Regions from separate parts of the Homo sapiens genome. Here regions 1 and 2 are each linked to region 3. The links are chromatin contacts, found by Hi-C or POLR2A ChIA-PET in ENCODE. All regions are on one chromosome and are shown on one strand. Each heading gives the region's core, a stretch centred on a gene start or an enhancer-like site at or near the end of the contact. The rest is flanking DNA. Distances are from core to core; before and after follow the strand shown. Region 1 holds the start of GUSB (glucuronidase beta). Region 2 holds the start of CRCP (CGRP receptor component). Region 3 holds the start of ZNF736 (zinc finger protein 736).

Region 1 (3,195 bases), core at 490-2,989, 1.7 Mb before region 3:
CTGGAGTGCGGTGGCGTGATCTCAGCTCACTGCAACCTCTGCCTCCTGGGTTAAAGCATTTCTCCTGCCTCAGCCTCCCAAATAGTAGGGATTACAGGTGCCTGCCACCACGCCTGGCTAATTTTTGTATTTTTAGTAGAGATGGGGTTTCTCCACGTTGGCCAGGTTGGTCTCAAACTCCTGATATCAAGTGATCCTCCCGCCTTGGCCTCCCAAAGTGCTGGAGTTTGGAGTTACAGGCCTGAACCTCTGTGCCTGGCCTGCTTTTTTTTTTAGACTGAGTCTTGCTCTCTCGCCAGGCTGTAGTGCTGTGGTGCGATCTCGGCTGACTGCAACCTCTGCCTCCCGCGTTCAATCGATTCTCCTGCCTCAGCCTCCCGAGTAGCTGGGACTACGGGCGCATGCCACCATGCCCAGCTAATTTTTTAGTAGAGATGGGGTTTCATCATATTGGCCAGGCTGGTCTCAAACCCCTGACCTCGTGATCCCCCCACCTCCGCCTCCCAAAGTGCTGGGATTACAGGTGTGAGCCACTACGCTCAGCACTGGCCTGCTTTTTAACAAGCTTTTACTACTGCTCTGCAGCTTACCTCCCTCTGGCTTTCTGCCTTATGCCCCTCAGTGCAATTCTTTCTTCTGAGGAGGCAAGAATTGAGGTTGTTGCTGATGTGTAGGGATTCACCACCCGGAACTCCACCAGTAACAGGTCGAGGATGCTAGTTGAAAATGTTATGTAAGCTGCATGCTTTTTACAAATGGTAGTGGTTCTCATGTCCAGCAATGGCCACTGCACCGTCCCTGTATGAAAGTCCCCTCCATAAATCTATGTCTCCTTTGCTGTCTCCAGATCTCCTCCTCTACCTCTCCCACACGGTGCCTTCCCTACTGGAGTAAACTGGGGTCCCGCAGGGCACCCTTTCCCTGCAATTTTTTTTTTTTTTTTGAGACAGAGTCTCGCTCTGTTGCCCAGGCTGGAGTGCAGTGGTGCGATCTCGGCTTACTGCAGCCTTTGCCTCCCGGGTTCAAGCGATTCTCCTACCTCAGCTTCCTGAGTAGCTGGGATTACAGGCACGCACCATCACGCCCCGCTAATTCTTTTTTTTTTTTTTGTATGTTTACAAAATAGGGACGGGGTTTCACTATCGTTGGCCAGGCTGGTCTCGAACTCCTGGCCTCAAGTGATCTGCCCCCCTCGGGTTCCCAAAGTGCACCTGGCCTCTCTCCCTGCATCTTTATGTGCCTGCAACACCAAGAGGGAGCTCTTGGCCCCTGGGTTAAGGTCAGGGCTCCAGAAGCCCAGGGTCAAGGCTATGGCCGCATCCCAAGGACGTGCATCCCTGCAAGAGGCTGCATCAGACAGGCATGGAAGAGGCGCCGCTGGGGCCTCCTTGAATTCCTGCTGGGAAAAGCAAGTGGAGGTGCTCCTTGAAGAAACAGGGGGATCCCACCGATCTCAGGGGTTCTGTTCTGGCCTGCGGCCCTGGATCGTCCAGCCTGGGTCGGGGTGGGGAGCAGACCTCGCCCTTATCGGCTGGGGCTGAGGGTGAGGGTCCCGTTTCCCCAAAGGCCTAGCCTGGGGTTCCAGCCACAAGCCCTACCGGGCAGCGCCCGGCCCCGCCCCTCCAGGCCTGGCACTCGTCCTCAACCAAGATGGCGCGGATGGCTTCAGGCGCATCACGACACCGGCGCGTCACGCGACCCGCCCTACGGGCACCTCCCGCGCTTTTCTTAGCGCCGCAGACGGTGGCCGAGCGGGGGACCGGGAAGCATGGCCCGGGGGTCGGCGGTTGCCTGGGCGGCGCTCGGGCCGTTGTTGTGGGGCTGCGCGCTGGGGCTGCAGGGCGGGATGCTGTACCCCCAGGAGAGCCCGTCGCGGGAGTGCAAGGAGCTGGACGGCCTCTGGAGCTTCCGCGCCGACTTCTCTGACAACCGACGCCGGGGCTTCGAGGAGCAGTGGTACCGGCGGCCGCTGTGGGAGGTGCGATCTCGGGGCAGGGCCGGGAGGCGCCCGAAAGCCCGGCGGTGGGAGTAGGGGAGCCCGGGCCCCCCGCAGACTTCTTCCCCTGGGCGTCTCCGAGCTGGGGCCCGCAGGAGGTTAAAGGTCAACGGGCTTGGGGGCGCCGGCTTGGGGGACGGGGGAACAGGAGCACCCTGGAGGGCCGGGGCGGATTAGGCAGGAGGAGAAAAGGCTCTTGCCGAGCCCTTTCCCGAGGTAAAGGCTGAGTCTGTGCAGTATCCTTCCTTTCAATATTTATTTTTAATTTTTAAAAATTTTTTTGAGACTGGGTTTGCACCTGTTTCCCAGGCTGGGGCGGAGTGGCGCCAGCCTAACTTCTGAGCTCAAGCGATTCTCCCGCCCCAGCCTTGCAATTTAGGGGGTGCCAACACGCCTGGCTAATTGAAAAAAAAAAAATTATCTGGGCTCGGTGGCTCACACCTGTAATCCCAGCACTTTGGGAGGTGGAGGCGGGCGAATCGCCTGAGGCCAGGAGTTTGAGACCAGGCTGGCCAACATAACAGGGTGAAACCTCATCTCTACTAAAAATATAAAAATTAGCCAAGTGTGGTGGTTCATGCCTGTAATCCCAGCTACTTGGGAGGCTGAGTCAGGAGAATTGCTTGAACCCGGGAGTAGAGGTTGCAGTGAGCTGAGATCAGGATGCCACTGCACTCCAACTTGGGCGACATAGTGAGACTACGTCTCCAAAAAAAAAAAAAAGGCAAAAAAACTTAAAAAAAAAAAAAAGATACAGGGTGTCACTATTTACCCAGGGTGGTCTCGAACTCCTGGCCTCAAGCCATCCTCCCACGTTGACCTCCCAAAGCGCTGATTACTGGCATGAGCCACCCACACACTCTGGCCACAGCGGCATGCACTGCACAGAGCTGGGCCCGGGGATCGGGAGAAGGTGACAGTTTAGATGTCCTGAGGTCAGCTCTGCCGAGGCAGGAAGTCCCTTGGTTTTCAAGGTTCACATAGAGGACAGGACATGACATCAGGCCCAGGACGCCACCCCTGTTCCCCTCCTGACTTGGATGTGATCTGCAGAGAAGTGGAACTGGGTGAGGTCTGGGCGGCTTTTGCCTGGTCTACATCCTCTTATTCTGACTTTGCAGCATTCAGTACAGGAGGGAAAGAGGAGGGGGCTGGGTGCCAGTGTGCACCCCACTCACAGTGTCCTAAGCAAAGCTCCC
Region 2 (3,341 bases), core at 364-2,863, 1.8 Mb before region 3:
AGGAGTGTAGTGGCTCTATCTCAGCTCATTGCAGCCTCCTGGGATCAAGTGATCCTCCCATCTCAGCCTCGTAAGTAGCTGAGACTACAGGCATGAACCACCACACCCAGCTAACTTCTTAATTTTTTGCAGAGACAGGGTCTCCCTATGTTGCCCAGGCTGGTCTCCACCTCCCAGGTTCAAGTGATCCTTCTGCCTAAGCTTCCCAAAGTGCTGGGATTGCTGGTGTGAGCCACCACGGTTGGCCCCATTCATATTAATAAAAAATAGACAATATGAGAGTGTACGCCACACATTATTGTTTCATGAGCCTTTCATTTCAGTTACACAGACATATTGTGTTTAAAAAAAAATCGGAAGAGGCCAGGTGAAGTGGCTCACGCCTGCAATCCCAGGACTTTGGGAGTACAAAGCAGGAGGATCACTTGAGCTCAGGAGCTGGAGACCAGCCTGGGCTGTAGTGAGACCCTGCATCTACAAAACTTTTTTTAAAAAATTAGCGGTGAGTGATGGCGTGGGCCTGTAGTCCCAGCTACTGAAGAGGCTGAAGCAGGATTGCTTGAGTCCAGAAAGTGAGGCTGCAGTGAACCATGATTACACCCCGCCTGGGGGACAGAGCAAGACCCTGTTTCTTAAGAAAAAACAATTAATTAAAAATGTAAAAATGTGAAATGCCATAGTACATATAACCATTAAACATGAGGCAAAAGAACATAAAGGAAACTGTATCAAATAATCAGTTCAAAGAGAACACAAGATAGTAATACCTACAAATTAATATCAACCGTATAAAGCCCACATTCAGAGTAGATGCAAAATCTTCCATTTGCACCAGGCGCAACGAGCAAGCATGGAAAAGACCACGTGGAGTTAAACTGTCAGAAAATCTTTTACCCTCGCCTTGCACACACACCCACACACCCCCTGCTGTTTCTCTGGTCCCAGTCCTGGTTCACGTCCTTCCCTTCTCCACCCCAAAACCAGCCCCTTCCCTCACAGTGTTTACTGCTCCCATCAAATTCCGAGGGCAGCTCTTCCGAGGGCTCTCCAGGGGCCTACAGCTGCAAGCAGAGCTCTACCCGGCCCTGATTCGTCTCTCCTCCACCTACTTTCAGGGCGGACAGACTCAGGCCTTTATAGCCTTCTAAGTCCGGGGTCGGATACCAGACTGGGCTCCACCCCCGCACTGTGACCCAGAAACGCTGGTAAACGAATGAGAGAAGGAGGGGGCACATTGAAAGGCAGCCGGACACGGAAGTGCTCGGCCCCGCACCAGACACGGCGTGGAGGGGAAGCGAAGGTTCGGAAGGGCAAAGCGAGAGTCCCGTTCGTCCCCGTCACCACCCCGCGGCCCTCCCGGACAGGGCCGGCCCGCTGCCCTCACTCCCGTACGAGGGTCGCCCAGTCCCCACGGCTCTCGGCTCTCAGCTCTCAGCGGTCAAACCGTTGGGCTCCTCGGGCGAAAAGGGACGCGCCCGAGAAGACTTACACTTCCATGACGTCCCGCCTCGTCGCCCCTAGCTGCCAGCAGACAAAGAACCTCACACTTCACAGCTGTCTCCGCCGCCACCAACAGCGCCAAGGTGCCAGCTCCGCGCGCCAAGGTGCTCGCCGGGATCGCCGCGCTGCATGCCGGGAGCTTGGCGGACCCGGAACCTCGCGCTGCGCGTTCCCCTTTTTCGGGGGGCAGGGTGGGGGAGTGTCCCTGCATCCTTCCACCAGGCCGATTTAAGACTGCTAAGCGTTTGCGGACAGGATTATCTTGTGTTTTCTTTTCTTTTTTTCTTTAACCTTTTTTTTTTTTTGAGACGGAGTCTCGCTCTGTCGCCCAGGCTGGATCTCGGCTTACTGCAACCTCCGCCTCCTGGGTTCAAGCGATTCTCCTTCTGCCTCAGCCTCCCAAGTAGCTGGGACTACAGGCGCTTGCCACCAAGCCCGGCTAATTTTTTGTGTTTTTAGTAGAGACGGGGTTTCACCGTGTTAGCCAGGATGGTTTCAATCTCCTGACCTCGTGATCCGCCCGCCTCGGCCTCCCAAAGTCCTGGGATTACAGGCGTGAGGCACCGTGCCCAGCCTCTTTTTTTCTTTTTTGAGACAGAGTCTCGCTCTGTCACCCAGGCTGGAGTGCAGTGGCACGATCTCGGCTCACTGCAATCTCTGCCTCCCAGGTTCAAGCAATTCCCTGCCTCAGCCTCCCGAGTAGCTGGGATTACAGGCGCCCGCCATAACGCCTAGCTAATTTGTGTATTTTTTAGTAGAGACGGGGTTTCATCATCTTGGCCAGGCTAGTCTTGAACTCCTGACCTCGTGATCCACCCGCTTCGGCCTCCCAAAGTGTTGGGATTACAGGCGTGAGCCACCTCGCCGGGCTCTGTCTGTTTTCGTGGTCTAGGTTTTAACAAAGTATTAATCAGCTGAAGTTGTGAGACGTGATCGGGTTAGTGGGCCTTTGCATGTTAAAATCCCACCTCTCAGAGAGTAGTGAGGCTGGTGGCATCTGGGCTGCCAGAAACATTGCAGTTTATTTATTTATTTTTTAAGAGACAGGGTCTTGCTCTGTCGCCCAGGCTGGAATGCAGTGGTGCAATCAGAGCTCACTGCAGCCTTGAACTCCTGGGCTCAAGCAATCCTCCCACCCCAGCCTGCCAGAGTAGCTGGGACCACAGGTGCGCTCCGCTACACCTGGCTAATTTTCTTTTTTTCTTTTTCTTTTTCTTTTTTTTTTTTTTTGAGATCAGTCTCACTCTGTTGCCCAGGCTGGAGTGCAGTGTCGTGATCTCGGCTCATTGCAACCTCTGCCTCCTGGATTCAAGCAGTTCCCTGCCTCAGCCTCCCCAGTAGCTAGGATTACAGGTGCCCGCCATAATGCCCAGCTAATTTTTGTATTTTTTTAGTAGAGACGGGGTTTCACCATCTTGGCCAAGCTGGTCTTGAACTCCTGACCTTGTGATCCACCCTCATCAGCCTCCCAAAGTGTTGGGATTACAGGCGTGAGCCACTGCACCCAGCCACCTGGCTAATTTTCTAAAATAAAATTCTTTATTGTCCAAAGAGTCAGCTACAAAATTTTTTAATTTTTTTGTAGAGATGGGGGTCTCACTGTGTTGCCCAGGCTGGTCTTGAACTCCTCGCCTCAAGTGATCCTCCCACCTCCAACTCCCAAAGTGCTGGGATTACAGGTGTGAACCACCACAATAGCCTCTGTTGCCTACTTTGTAAATAATAAGGGTGTTAAATAATCCTTATAAAGTTCCTGGCACTTTATTAATTACTGTGGCAATACAACCATGACTCTCTATGAGGTACATTGCATTATTATTGACATTTTATAATTGAAGAAA
Region 3 (3,600 bases), core at 539-3,038:
AGTTAGGCTGGGAGAACAGTTTTAGATTTGAGACCCTGCTTGCCAAACATTTGAAAAATGCAGAGAAAACCAACGACCCTGTGGAGCATTAAAATAATTAAATAGCTAGCAATTAGGCTGAAGTGGCCATGGTGCCCTGGGATTCTGCCTAAGGAAACCTAACTACGTCGAAGGAATTTCTGGTAAATTATTAACTTTGAGAAACAACAACAACAACAACAAAACAACTTAGGCTTAACCAACCACAAGCTGCCAATAAAAAGCTCTAATTACATAACCAGGACATTTCCACCGGAGGGCTGCAAATGCAATACGTAACTGTAACCAATCAAATATTGAATCTGGTTTGCTTCCTCATACCTCTTAAAAAAAAAAAACAACCTTTTGTTCCAAGACCCTCCTTTGAGCCCCCAAACAACAAATCATAGCTGGGTGTTCTCTGATTGATAAATTACTGTTTGTGCAAGTAAACTATTTGTATTAATCGCTTCTGGCATTACTATAAATACCTCAGACTGGGTAATTTATAAGAGGATTAATTGGCTCATGGTTCCACAGGCTGCATAGAAAGCATAACACCAGCGTCTGCTTCTGGGGAGGCCCCACCCAGAAAGCTTAAAATCATGGATGAAGGTGAAGCAAGAGCTTGAAAAAGAGGCAAGGTGGGGTGCTGTACACTTCTAAATGATGAACTTCAGGGAACTCACTCACTATTGAGAGGACAATACCAAGAGGAATGGTGCTAAACTATTCGTGAGAAATCCGGGCCCACAATCCTTCCACCAGGCCCCACCTCCAACATGGGGGATTACATTTAAATAGGAGATTTGGGCTGGAAAACACATCCAAATTATATCCTAAAGTTGCCTCAATTTAGGCTAGGGTGGTGGGTCATGCACGTAATCCCGGCACTTTAGGAGGCCCGAGGCGGGCGGATCACCTGAGACCTGAGCTCGGGGAGTTCGAGACCAGCCTGAGCAACATGGCAAAAGCCTGTCTCTACAAAAACAAACAAAACAAAATAGGCGTGGTGGCGCACCCCTCTAGTCCTAGCTACTTGGGGGGCTGGGGTGAGAGGATCATCTGAGCCCAGTAGGTGGAGGCTGCAGTGAACCGAAATGCACTTTAGCCTGGGCAACAGAGTGAGACACTGTCTCAAAAATAAATAAATTTAAAAAAGGGCCATGATTTTATTTTTAAAAGGAGAAAGGAGGGACTAGGGACCCCACGGCCCACTGCTTCTTCCACGGAGGAACTCCAGACCCTAAATGAGAATTCCCGTCTTATGACACTCCCAACACCCCCACACAATCTGGAGGAGGGAGACTCGAGGTTGCGGCACAGAGCTGCCCAGGAAGGGATCTGAGCTGGGGAGAAATTCGAGTTTAGGGACAAAACAAGACGTAGCGTTTTGGCTGCTGGCTCAGCCCCTAATCTGCGATGGAGGGAAATGAGGATTGAGCTGTGCCCGCGGGGACTCGGGGATGCAGACTCCAGAGCAGACCGCGAGAAGGCCCAGATACCACCGCAGCCGGTTCCGGCCGGATTCAAACAGCCTCTTCCCCATTCTCGGGACACCCACTCCACGCACTCACCATTTCCCAGCCTCCAGATGTTCCGCCGTCCTCCCTATGGATCTCCCAGTACCTGCAGGTCACAGGATAACAGAAGCTATAGTAGAGTCACCGAGGAACTCCAGGAACGGAGGAGATGGAACAGTGGAGACGCGAACTAGGATCAGAGCCCGGAAGCTAGGAGACAAAGGCCCCGCCATATTGAAGAGGCCGCCTCTTCCTCTGTAGCTGCGCACTTGATTGGACAGTTTCACGCTGGCGCCACTGATTGGCTAGGGCTCCAGGCCCCACCCGTTTCAATCCTAAGTGACAGAAGATGTAATCAGACACTGGGCTGAATGAGGCAAGGGTGACAGGTTTTTGCCTGCAGCGTTTTCAGGCGAGTCCTCCCTGTGCTGGGGGCCTGGCCCTGCCTGAGAGACATTTGTATTTAACCTTGCATATAAGATTATATCACTTTCTGATTATATTTTCGTGTGTGTGTATATATTACATTCTGAATTATAGTTATGTGTATGCTGCAGGCCCTGTCTCAGCATCCTGTCTTTCCCTTTAGCTGCAGGAGATCAAAGTCCTCCAGGAGATGCAGCTGCTTCAGCTGGCTGTAGACAATTATCACCTTCAGTCTGTGAAGCAATTTTGGGTCTGCTTCCAATTAATGGAGTGTCTCAGTGAGACTGAGAGGTGAGGGCCTAGCAGATTGGTTAGAGGTGCCACTCGCCCAGGCCTCCCAAAACACCCTGTCTCTTTCCCACCAAAGCTGAGCCTGCCTGAGGACCTAAACAAGCATGGAGAACCAAGATGGGACCCTAGTCAGGGATAGTGCTGGGCTGTGGGGTAAAGTCAGCTAGGTCAGGGCCTCCAGGTGTGGGGAGGAGCCGGCCTCTTCTGTAGAGCCCTGGGCAAGTCACTGCCCTCTTTGGGCCTCTGTTTTCTTATCTAAAAAATGTAGGGATGATGAGCCTCACAGGGTAATGAGGAGCTTCAAAGGAGAAAAATTTGAGAGTGCTTGTGCCTGGCTCTTCCTGAGAGAGATGATGATGAGAACAATGGTGACGGCTACATATAACTGAGTCCTCACGAGGCCCAGTGAGGTAGGTGTGGTTCCCATCACACTTTCAAGTTGAGAAACAGTCTCAGGGAGGCCTGGCTGCATGCCCAAGGTTCCACACACAGTGAGTGTTGCAGCAGGGAGTGAATCTAGAATCAGAGTTTACTGGAGGTGGCAGGAGCACTGGACCAGCTTGACTCACACCAGTTATCCAGGGTACCAGGTCAATGTAACTGGGCATAACTGGGTGAAGGGAGCATAATATCACTGACCTTGTCCTTGACCCTGGCAGAGGAAGACACCCAAGTTGGCCACCCTAGAGAAGAAACCACAGAAAGCCCAGATGAGGCTAAAGCAGCAAAAAGGCAGGTACCTGTGATGGGGAAGAGCTCCAGGGATTCAGAGGGAAGAGCTCCTCCCTCCCAGCTGGAGGCCTCCACATCAAAAGAGCAAGGGGCCTTTCTCCCTCAGCCCTTCCCTCCTGTGGCAACAGTCCCTGAAATGCCTCTATAAGAGAAATCAGAGTAAAGGCCTGGAAGAGCTGGGCTGAGTGGATTTGGGAAACGGTGGAGCTAGGGACCACATAACATTGTGACTTGTTAAAATCTCACCACAGAGTTAATAAGGGAGTGCTTCATGTTTTTGGAGGCCAGCTAGGAAGAGGGGAGAGAGTTGGAGAGAGGCAGCTGCGTGTCTTTGGCTTTTTCAAGTAAAAGATGTGGATAGGAGAGTCCAGGAGATGGGGGCTTATGAGATTTCAGGGACAGGCCTTGAATGGACACCCAAAAGTGGATACTCATCCCCATCACCACCTGATAGCACAGGGTGTTGCTGACTTTCACCTCCCCACTCTCTCCCAATGTTGCCCCAGCTGCTCACCTTCCTTTTCTTTCTGGGTGTTACATTTCCCTAGAAGTCAGCCAATGGTCATCAGAAAGGCCCCTTGGACCCTGACTAGGTCCCCTCCCCACACTC

What was found. A loop is a pair of places that touch in the nucleus more often than their neighbours do. ChIA-PET counts read pairs that join two places held with the same protein, here RNA polymerase II (POLR2A). Pooled maps may share reads with other maps.
Region 1: a pooled map shows a loop between it and region 3 (10-fold over the local background). The contact joins the promoter of GUSB here to the promoter of ZNF736 in region 3. A Hi-C loop is called at or near these places in 3 of 168 maps with a recorded cell type or tissue (CD4-positive, alpha-beta T cell, CD4-positive, alpha-beta memory T cell and naive thymus-derived CD4-positive, alpha-beta T cell) and 12 of 50 pooled maps. POLR2A ChIA-PET finds 5 or more read pairs at or near these places in 1 of 52 experiments (activated naive CD4-positive, alpha-beta T cell).
Region 2: a map of naive thymus-derived CD4-positive, alpha-beta T cell shows a loop between it and region 3 (11-fold over the local background). The contact joins the promoter of CRCP here to the promoter of ZNF736 in region 3. A Hi-C loop is called at or near these places in 2 of 168 maps with a recorded cell type or tissue (ascending aorta and naive thymus-derived CD4-positive, alpha-beta T cell) and 9 of 50 pooled maps. POLR2A ChIA-PET finds 5 or more read pairs at or near these places in 1 of 52 experiments (activated CD8-positive, alpha-beta T cell).

Annotation. Positions count from the first base shown.
Region 1 is chr7:65,980,757-65,983,951 of GRCh38, reverse strand. GUSB (glucuronidase beta) reads left to right here and starts at 1,739. Exons shown (of 12, transcript NM_000181.4): 1 at 1,739-1,978. The coding sequence starts at 1,769. RefSeq lists enhancers at 1,564-1,693, 3,150-3,195.
Region 2 is chr7:66,113,119-66,116,459 of GRCh38, reverse strand. CRCP (CGRP receptor component) reads right to left here and starts at 1,613. Exons shown (of 6, transcript NM_014478.5): 1 at 1,490-1,613. The coding sequence starts at 1,497. RefSeq lists silencers at 824-1,118, 2,547-2,737 and enhancers at 705-1,233, 1,771-1,900.
Region 3 is chr7:64,312,149-64,315,748 of GRCh38, reverse strand. It overlaps ZNF736 (zinc finger protein 736), which reads right to left and starts at 1,788. Exons shown (of 4, transcript NM_001170905.3): 1 at 1,596-1,788. The coding sequence starts at 1,598. RefSeq lists an enhancer at 1,556-1,735.